Linked DNA regions of Homo sapiens: region 2 is linked to region 1. Evidence: chromatin loops called from intact Hi-C (ENCODE). Cell type or tissue: ascending aorta. All regions are shown on one strand. Links, peaks and the distances in the headings refer to the core of each region. The heading gives the core; the rest is flanking DNA.

Region 1 (4,375 bases), core at 169-4,168:
CTGGGTAATATGTGATGTGGAAAGTGCTGTATGATATGGTTGAAAGAACAAGGCATGGCTGGGTGTGGTGGCTCACGCCTGTAACCCCAATGTGTTGGGAGGCCGAGGTGGGCAGATTGCTTGAGGCCAGAAGTTCAAGACTAGCCTGGACAACATGGCGAAACCCAGTCTCTACAAAAAATTAGCCAGGTGTTGTGGCGCATGCCTGTAGCCTCAGTTACTCAGGAGGTTGAGGTGGGAGGATTGCTTGAGCCCAGGAGGAGGAGGTTGCAGTGAGGGGAGATGACACCACTGTACACCCAGCCTCGGTGACAGAGAGAGACTTTGTCTTAAAAAAAAAAAAAAGAACTAGGCATGTTTAGCTGGGAAAGGGAAGCCTCAGGAAGACAGGATGGTTATCTTTAAATATCAGAAGGATTTTCAGTGAAAAAACCATTGTGTTTGTTTTCCAGAGAAGTTACTGAAATGCAGATTTTGATTCAACAAAAGGAGGAATTTATAACGGTTAAGTCAGTTAAGACCAAAAAGAAAATGGAAGGCCAGGTACAGAGGCTCACACCTGTAATCCCAGTACTGTGGCAGACCAAGGATAGAGGATTGCTTGAGTCCAGGAGTTCAAGACCAGCCTGGACAACAAGGCGAGACCTCATCTCCAGAAAAAGTAAAAAATTAGCCAGGCGTGGTGGCACACACCTGTAGTCCCAGCTACTCAGGAGGCTGAGGCAGGAGGATTGCTTGAGCAAGGGAGGTTGAGGCTGCAGTGAGCCATGATCATGCCACTGCACTCCATCCTGAGCAACAGAACAAGACCCTGTCTAAAAAAGAAAAGAAAGAACATGGAAACGACTACCGTGAGAAGTTCTAAGTTGTCTGTTATTCAGAATGTCCCCGAATAAGTTGATTAATAACTTTAAAAGCATTTGAATGGAGAGGGGATTTGGACTAAATCAGAAGTTTTCAAATTTCTTATAGCTAGGAAACCCTTTCCTTTAAATAAAGCTCAGTTACAAAACATATCAATGTGAAGCTATTTTGGTTGAAGTCTAAGTAGAATCCTTTTCTTATTATTTTTCTTCTCAACTAGATTCTGGAAAGTTGACAATAAAAGCTAATAGTTTTTATAATTTATATTTACAATGTATATCCCCCAAGGTGTATTACATGAGGTTTGATAAATATTTACTGAATGAATGAATGAACAGTTAAATATGTCAAATGTTATTTCTCTGGGGCATGCTTTCATTTTTAATAGACAGCAATCTTTTAACCAAAAGTCGAATTCCTCAAGTGAGTTCTGTTATCCTGGAGGTCCACAGATCCCTAAGGGGGGTATGTGAATGGGTCTTAAGAGTTGTGGGAACCTATTCAAATTGTATTGCCAAATTTGGGAGCATATGTATTTTTCTGGTAAGAGCAGCTATAGCTTTTGTCAGATTTTCAGAAGGGTCTATAACTCCCAAAAGTTAAGAAACAACCACTTAATTTAATTCAATTCAATTTAATTTTTTTGAGGCAGGGTCTCACTCTGTCACCCAGGCTGGAGTGCAGTGGCGCAATCTCAGCTCACTGCAGCTTCAACCTCCCTAGCTCATCCTCCCACCTCAGCCTCCCAAGTAGCTGGGACTACAGGCATGCACCACCATGCCTGGCTAATTTTTATTTTTTTGTAGAGACAAGGTTGCACTCTATTGCCCAGGCTGGTCTCTTACTCTTGGGCTCAAGTGATCCTCCTGCCTCGGCCTCCCAAAGTACTGGGATTACAGGTGTGAGCTGCTGCACCCAGCCAAGAAACAACTGCTTTAATGGAAGAATTGTAGGTATCTACCACAGCCTAATGAAATATGTATTTGGAGGCAGGAAGGTCTTTTGGACACTTCCCCCAAATCATGTAGCTGGATGTTCTCTTGATTGCAGAGAATAACTGAGGGGACAGACCTCAGGCTTTCCTGAATACACCGTACCCCCAGAGGATGGGAAGGTAATGGGGTTCCGTGATAATTGGAGAGGCTTTGTGTCTGTGCCCTGTGTATGCATACTCAGGCTCTCAAAATCAGTGACCATTTAAGTGGACAGACCTTAGTACATGAAAACAAAGTATTCACTCCAGGACTTTAGGCAACTCTCACCAGCCAAAAACCATTTTCCCAGCCCCTACCCAAAAAGGGCCAGACAGTCTGGAGACCCTTGTTTTTGTGTCTCTAATCACCAGCTCAGACAGTGCCCTCTGGGCTGTTTGGATGGCATATCCCTTTTCCCTCCCAGGATCACTCTCTCTTTTGTTGCATTGTGAGAAAATTATGGCTAGGAATTTGATCTGGAGCCAGAGTCAGCTTCCGGGTGTGATCTCAGCATCCAAGTGCGAGCTCAGGGTCCTATGACGTTGGGCACATCAAACTGAGGAGCTTTTTGTCTAGCTGGCTGTGACCTCCTCCCTCCCTCCCCATCCCAGCTTCCCGGCCACAGAATAGGGAGCAGTACAAACAAGGCCCTGAGATTTGGGTTTATTCAGCTCCACCCAAAACTAAACCAAGGCTATGACATGTCCCATGGGACCAAACCATACATTGTGGACCATGCACCTTTCCCTTCCCCCAAGGATGCTGCTACCTCTGGAGTGGTGGGCAGCTGCCCATATCACCTTGGGAGGTAGAGAGGGATTTGCTGGGTGCTGGGTCTGTGGCAATCAGGGCTCAACTATGGCTGCCTCCTCCTCTTCCTCTGGATCAGGAGGCGCAGGGAGCAGGGAGATGTAGACCTCATTGACCTCTGTGTCCAAATGTCGGCCACCCCGAGGTGCTTCCAGGTTTAAGATGCCATCATGGGAGAGAGCAGCTCGGACTCGCCAGGGGTCGACATCAGCAGGCAGGACATAGGTGCGGCAGAACTCTCGGGACACGAAGCCGTGGCGGTCCAGGCGCTGGGGGTGCCGGGCAGACACCTCCAGCAGGTTATCCACAGTCCTCACAGTCACCTCGTCTGGGGTAAAGTGGCTCACATCCAGAAATGCCTGGAACTTGCCCTCACTGAGCCTAAGCTCGGAGGCCCCTGCCCTGCTGCCCTCCCCAGCTGGGGCGGCCCGAGGCCGGACATAGTAGCCATGGTAGAGTGTGGGGGTCAGGATCTCTTCTGGCAGGAGGCCTAAAGGGCAGAGAGAAGGCAAGAGGCAGGATGAGGGAGGATGAGGCTGGCACAGGGGCGAAATGGGAAATCTGGAGAGGAGGGATTGGGAAGAGCAAGAGGGGAGTCAGGAGGAGTAGGGAACGGGAGGGAGGCCACACTGTAGCTAGGAGGAGAAGGCAGCTCGGAAGAGGGGAAAGAGAACGGAAAGGAAAGGGAGGAGGAGGAGGAGAAGGAGGAGGAGGGGGAGGAGGAGGAGGCACCAAACGGCCTGGGTGGATAGAAGGGGGACAAGGAGGCACACCCAGGCCGGCAAAGAGCAGGTATCAGCACTGCAAGCACCAAGTGTGTCTTGAGGTCAGCAGGAATGGGAAAGATCTCTGCTTGGAGGGGATGAGGGGTAGTCTGGGGTGGGGGGTGGCTGGTCCCAGGAGATCAGTTAAGCCCAGAGTGGGGTGGAGGCCAGCAACGTTGGGAGGTCAGCCCAGAATTTCAGGGGGTGGGGGTGGGGGGCAAGGGGGTGGTGTCTGTGCCATACCTTCTCCGAAGCGCTGCTCACCCAGGCGGCTCGGGTTGGCAAATTCGTACTCGGCGGTGGCCGGGTGGGCATGTGGCACTGAGCGGCCCGACATGGCTGCAGATGCAGCAGAAGCCCTGGTCCGAGGTGCAGCCCCAACAGGCGCAGCGCGACCCCTCCAGCTGCCCGGAGAGCCAGGGCTCGATAGGAGGTGGGGGCGGGGTCGACACCACCCAAAATAGTGCCGAGCCTCTTGGGGGGGGAGGGGCTGGGAGTGGGGGCCCTGAGTGAGAGCAACGAGGGTGTGACCAGCGCCGCCCGGACCCCTAGTCCCCTCCCCCGCACACTCTTCAGCTGTCGCAGGGGGCCTGAGAGGACAGCTGAGGGTCCTGGCTGGGAACGAGCTGGGGAGGGGGAGCTGGTGGTGCCTGGGGCATGAAGAGGCCTCGCTGAGACCCTCACAAACGGTTTGCACGTTTCCACACCTCATTTTCTCCTCTTCGGTGGCAGGCACTGTGCACCCAATTCCTAAAGCACTCCTGGATTTAATGTTCTGAGAGCCACATAGAACGAAAGATGCAAGAAATCTGTTTGCTCTTTTTTCAGGGGGTGGGGTCTTTCTGCCCAGATGTGGGATCCTCTCCTAAACCCAGGTCAACCCAGGGCACGAGGCAGATGGCTGGTGCTGACATGTTGACCATCACTGCTCTCTTCCAAGGACTCACAAAGAGTTAATGTCCC
Region 2 (4,375 bases), core at 156-4,155, 180 kb after region 1:
AGACCATCTTCTGCCTTCCATGCCCCTTCTACTCTTGTTTCTGGTTTTTTCCTGCCTGCCTTATTTTCCCCAAACTCAGAGAGTCCCTTGGGCCCTGAGGGTCTCTGACTTGTGCCTTTCGATGCGGGTCTCTTCTCTGGATTTAATCAGCACCTGCTGGTGAACCAGGCTGTTCTGGGCCTGAGGCTGGAGCCATTCTGCAGCTCAGGAACCTCACTTGTCCTAGAGCCAGCCTCTAGCATCTAGCTGCATGTCCTGTTCCTCCCACAGAGTTAGGCTGGCAGGGCCTTCGCGCTGCCCTGGGGGGTCTCAAGGGCAGCTCTGAGGAGCTCTGCTGGGAGTGTGTGAAGGGGAGGAGCTCCTTAAGGGCCAACCTCTTGGCCAGCGGATTTTGTTCTCTTGAACCCAGAAAGACTACAGGAGATGTGAGTCCAGTCAAACTGAGGACTGATGACAAAGACCAAAGCCCAGGGATGTTCAGTCCCATCCCCAGTGGCTTCCAGCTAAGGCAATTGGACCTTGAAGTCCATGGGGAAGTCAGACGTAGGCTGGTGACAGGGCACACGGGAGCAGGTCCTTAGGCTGACCTCCTGTCAGTGCCCTCTCCACTGTGGGGCCTAGGGGCCGAGCTGTCCGCACAAAAAGACTCCCCCAGGCCTTCCAAGTCTTTTCCACACTGGAGCTTGACCTAACAGTTGGAGATAAAAAAGTCCTCCTACCTGTGACATAGATTCTCAGGGATGTTCTTATGTTTGTGGTACCCATGTCTGATGCCTAGAACTCATTTCCGAAAATTCAGAAATCCTGGGGCAGAGTTCCCAGTTCTTAGCCTGAAGCAGATGCTCAGAACAGCACAACCACCCTTAAGTCAGTGAAGACAGAGCTCACAGGCAAGAAGCAGCCATTTTCTGTACCTAGTGTTGGGGCAGGCAAGAGTTAAAGTAAGATAGGCAGAGTGGGACTCTGTGACAGCCCTCCAGGGGAGTGGGGGTCTTCCAGGAGTGCCAGGCCAGGCTGCATTTGCCCCTCGCAGTAAACCCTGGGGTGAAACCAGCCAGCCTGTGCTCCAAGTTACCACTGGAGACACCAGCCTTTACAATGATTTGCCTGGGTTAGTGGCAGGGCTGAGAGGGCGCCAGGGGCCGAGGCCTCTGTCAGAGGTTCTTTGCTGCCTCCCAGAATGTCCCTGCCTGGAGGGTGGCCAGGTGGTGGCTCCCGGGCTGGGTGGGAGCCGGGCCTTGCTCTCCCAGGCTTGCTCTGTGCCTAGCCCTCCTTGCCTGGCCCTCTCATCCCTGGTTCCCTTCCACTGCCTGCCTGCCCTTCAGCCCTCACTTTGCTGGCACAGGGGCACTGCTAAGCATTTGGGCTCTGTAGCGACTGGAAGGCAGTTCTGGCGGATCCCAGACAGAAGAGACAGGCAAGGCTGTGCGCTCCGGGAGCTATGTGTGGCGTGCTTGGAGGAAAGGGCTTGGTGGGCTTTTCCTCCATTCCATTGTGTCCCACCCCCAACTATGTGGGTGGCCCTGGGGTGACAATGAACAGTCTCCTCAGGGTCTGATTTGTCAGTCAGCCCCACTCGGGGCATTTCACTTTTGGGGAGTGAGGAGCTGGAGCCAGAACTGTCCCAGCCGACCTGAGGAGAGAGTGACTCAGTTCTCCCTTTGAGAAGCTCAATCCCTAATGCCTCATTTTCCTCTGGGCCCACATTTTCTGAGCTTTTCTGCTTATCCAGCTTTTGGGGGCTCGGCTCCAGGGGAAGTCCGCTTCCCATGCTGTGGCTCCCTCCTGTCTCCACCCTCCCAGACACTGTGCTGGCTCGGGGGCTCAGCCCAGCTCATGCTTTCCCTGGGCTTGGAATCTCTCTTTGCCAATTTCAGAGCAGCTCTGAGTCAGTCTGCCCTAGGAAATCCCCCCAGAAACACGGACAAAGGGAGGCAGCAGCAGGAAGGCTTGCTGGAAAGAACAGTGGCCGAGGCGCCTGGCAAGCTCTCTGCCCTGCCTGACCTTGGGTTTGGCCTGAGTGATTTGTGGGCACAGCTTCATACCTGGGGGGAGGCAGGTGTGCCAGTGGCCCCTGTGTCTGAGGGAGGGCCCAGCCCCTTCGCCTCAGTCAGGACCCACATCTGCCTCCTAAGGGACGTTGTCCAGGATGATTCCTGTGCGATAATCCATCGCTCAAGGGCTGCTCAGCTTTTGAAGTCACTGGTGGGGCTGAAATGAGAAGGGCAGAGCAGCCATGTTCTGTGCAGGTGACATTTCCTTTGTAGCCACATAGCACCCAGGATTTAGTGCACAAAGCCCAGAACTTCCTCCCATGGTGCCCACGGGCTGCTGGCAAGCAGGAGGCTCCCTGTCACCTGGATCCACCCAGGGAGGGATGAGAACCCATCAGCAGGGAGGGTCCCTCTGAGCTTTGTTTGTTTGTTTATTTGTTTTTTGAGATGAAGTCTTGCTGTGTCGCTCAGGCTGGAGTGCAGTGGTGCGATCTCAGCTCACTGCAACCTCTGCCTACCAGGTTCAAGTGATTCTCCTGCCTCAGTCTCCAGAGTAGCTAGGATTACAGGCGCCCGCCACCACACCTGGCTAATTTTTGTATTTTTAGTGGAGATGGGGTTTCACCATGTTGGCCAGGCTGGTCTTGAACTCCTGACCTCAGATGATCCACCTGCCTCTGCCTCCCAAGGTGTTGGGATTACAGGTGTCAGCCACAGCACCTGGCCAAGAACTTTTGAGAGAGCAGAGGCTGAGTCAGGGGTTCCTAACTTTGGTCCCTGGTGGGGAGGGGGGCCTCGGGGGCCCAGGAACCAACTCCTGTCCTGAAATTCTGTGTCCGAAGTTCTGGGTCTGTGTACATGCTCTTTGGGAATAGTCCATAGCTTGCATGTCAAGGGGATCTCTGAGTCCTCGATTTAAGATCTAGTGGGGCAGAAAGCAGCTGCTCGCCAGGAACAGAACCTTGGGCCCTGTTCCCACCTGTCCTGCGTCTTGATGGAGAACTTGGGAAGTGCAGGCACTGCTGTCTGGTTCCATCCACTGGGCAGAGGCCCTGGGTTTGGGGTGCAGGCCTCCCTGCTGCTCTCCTTCCCCACCCTGCTGGAGCCTTCGACTCACAAAGGCTGCAGAACTGAAGAGTGTCCTGGGGAGTGCGGGGTTGGGGCCTAGCTGGCCACTGGTCTGTTATTTTGCCTGCGTCCTGGGGCATTGGAGTTGTTTTTGGCAACACAGAATAAGAATGATGGAGAAATCTGGTGGGAAAGGGAAAACATTGTTACTGAAATTTAGTGCTTTCCTTAAAAAAGAAATGAAACTCAGCAATACTGAAATTTTGGGTAGCCAAGGGGTAACCACCAGTTTAAGGCAGAACTGAGCTATTGTCAGCAGAGTCAGGCAGCAGTGGACGTTGGTGGAGAGGGCTCCGCTCCTTCCAGCCTCTGCCAGTGTGGGCCCTGCCGACTGCACCTTCCCACCGCTACCCAGAGACCAGCGGCTCACCCCGCAGGGAGGGAACTGTCAATGTTCTATAGCATGGGCTTAATTGGAATGGTTTGAGTGAAACCAAATTTCAGTCGAGATCCTGCTGCCAGCAAGCTGGATATAACAGTGGCCTTTCACTCAGGGCCTGGCACTGAAACAGGTCCAGGATGCAGGAGAGCAGCTTGGCACATGGTGCCTCCAGCACCCTGAGGGCGTGGAGCTGGGCCTCAAAAGGGTGCCCCGCCCATGTGAGGGAATGCACTGTGTGAGCGCACGTGCAGTGTCGAGGCCTTTGGCAGACCCCAGAGAAGATGTGACATCGTGACTAAGTAGCAGTGTCTTTTGCCTGGCAGCTCGCAGCACCTCCCCTCCCATTTCCAGCCCCTGCCCTGTAGCTGCCTGTCCTCGGGGACCCCTGCATCTGCCTCCCCTCCTCCTACCGCGGCATGAGGCCCTTGCCCAGGCTACCTGGGCTGATGCGCTTTGCCCTGGGACTCTGAGAATCAAGGAGCAGTAATTAAGCAGTGCCCAGCAGGGCCCTGTCCTTGTGCAGGCTGCGGTTAGCAGTGCTTCCGTCAGCGATCTGCAGCGGCTAACGTGTACTCGGGCGATTCAGAGCAAGGTATTATTTACCCTGCTGACGTCAATGAGAACATATTATCCACTGTCCTTTTCTGCAGCCTGAAATGAGCACCAGAACTCAGAGAACACAGCCACCTTCCATACTCTAAAAATTCCACCCAAGGCCCGATGAGGCAAAAACCCTATCGCATTAACCTGACATTCACATCACCCGGGCTCTTAGAAAAGAAGTTGTTTTTATTTTAATTCAAGAGGGTTGGAAACATAAAAACAGTACATTTTCCTTGCAGAAAATTACCCCATTTAAATTACTATTTGG

The links. Peaks named below come from ENCODE experiments on the same cell type or tissue, not always from the same donor. Only the 100,000 strongest peaks of a DNase experiment are listed, where the experiment ranks them.
Region 2: a loop joins it to region 1, with 7 times the contacts of the local background. A loop is called at or near these places in 2 of 110 quality-filtered maps.

What each region holds. Positions count from the first base shown.
Region 1 is chr11:111,912,204-111,916,578 of GRCh38, reverse strand. HSPB2 (heat shock protein family B (small) member 2) reads right to left here and starts at 3,845. Exons shown (of 2, transcript NM_001541.4): 1 at 3,656-3,845; 2 at 2,486-3,138. The coding sequence starts at 3,749. The coding sequence ends at 2,684. It overlaps HSPB2-C11orf52 (HSPB2-C11orf52 readthrough (NMD candidate)), which reads right to left and starts at 3,843. Exons shown (of 5, transcript NR_037651.1): 1 at 3,656-3,843. It also overlaps a transcript of CRYAB not described here. RefSeq lists an enhancer at 2,441-3,094. In ascending aorta, for the core only: no CTCF peak of the experiment used is centred there; DNase peaks (open chromatin) are centred at 2,378, 2,826, 3,370, 3,875 and 1 weaker place; H3K4me3 peaks cover 3,062 bases; H3K27ac peaks cover 4,000 bases.
Region 2 is chr11:111,730,754-111,735,128 of GRCh38, reverse strand. It overlaps SIK2 (salt inducible kinase 2), which reads right to left. Exons shown (of 15, transcript NM_015191.3): 15 at 4,274-4,375. It also overlaps a transcript of PPP2R1B not described here. Among named protein-coding and RNA genes, the nearest start is that of PPP2R1B, 33 kb to the left of the region's middle. RefSeq lists enhancers at 1-85, 1,666-2,482. In ascending aorta, for the core only: no CTCF peak of the experiment used is centred there; DNase peaks (open chromatin) are centred at 567, 1,308, 1,888 and 3,716; H3K4me3 peaks cover 83 bases; H3K27ac peaks cover 4,000 bases.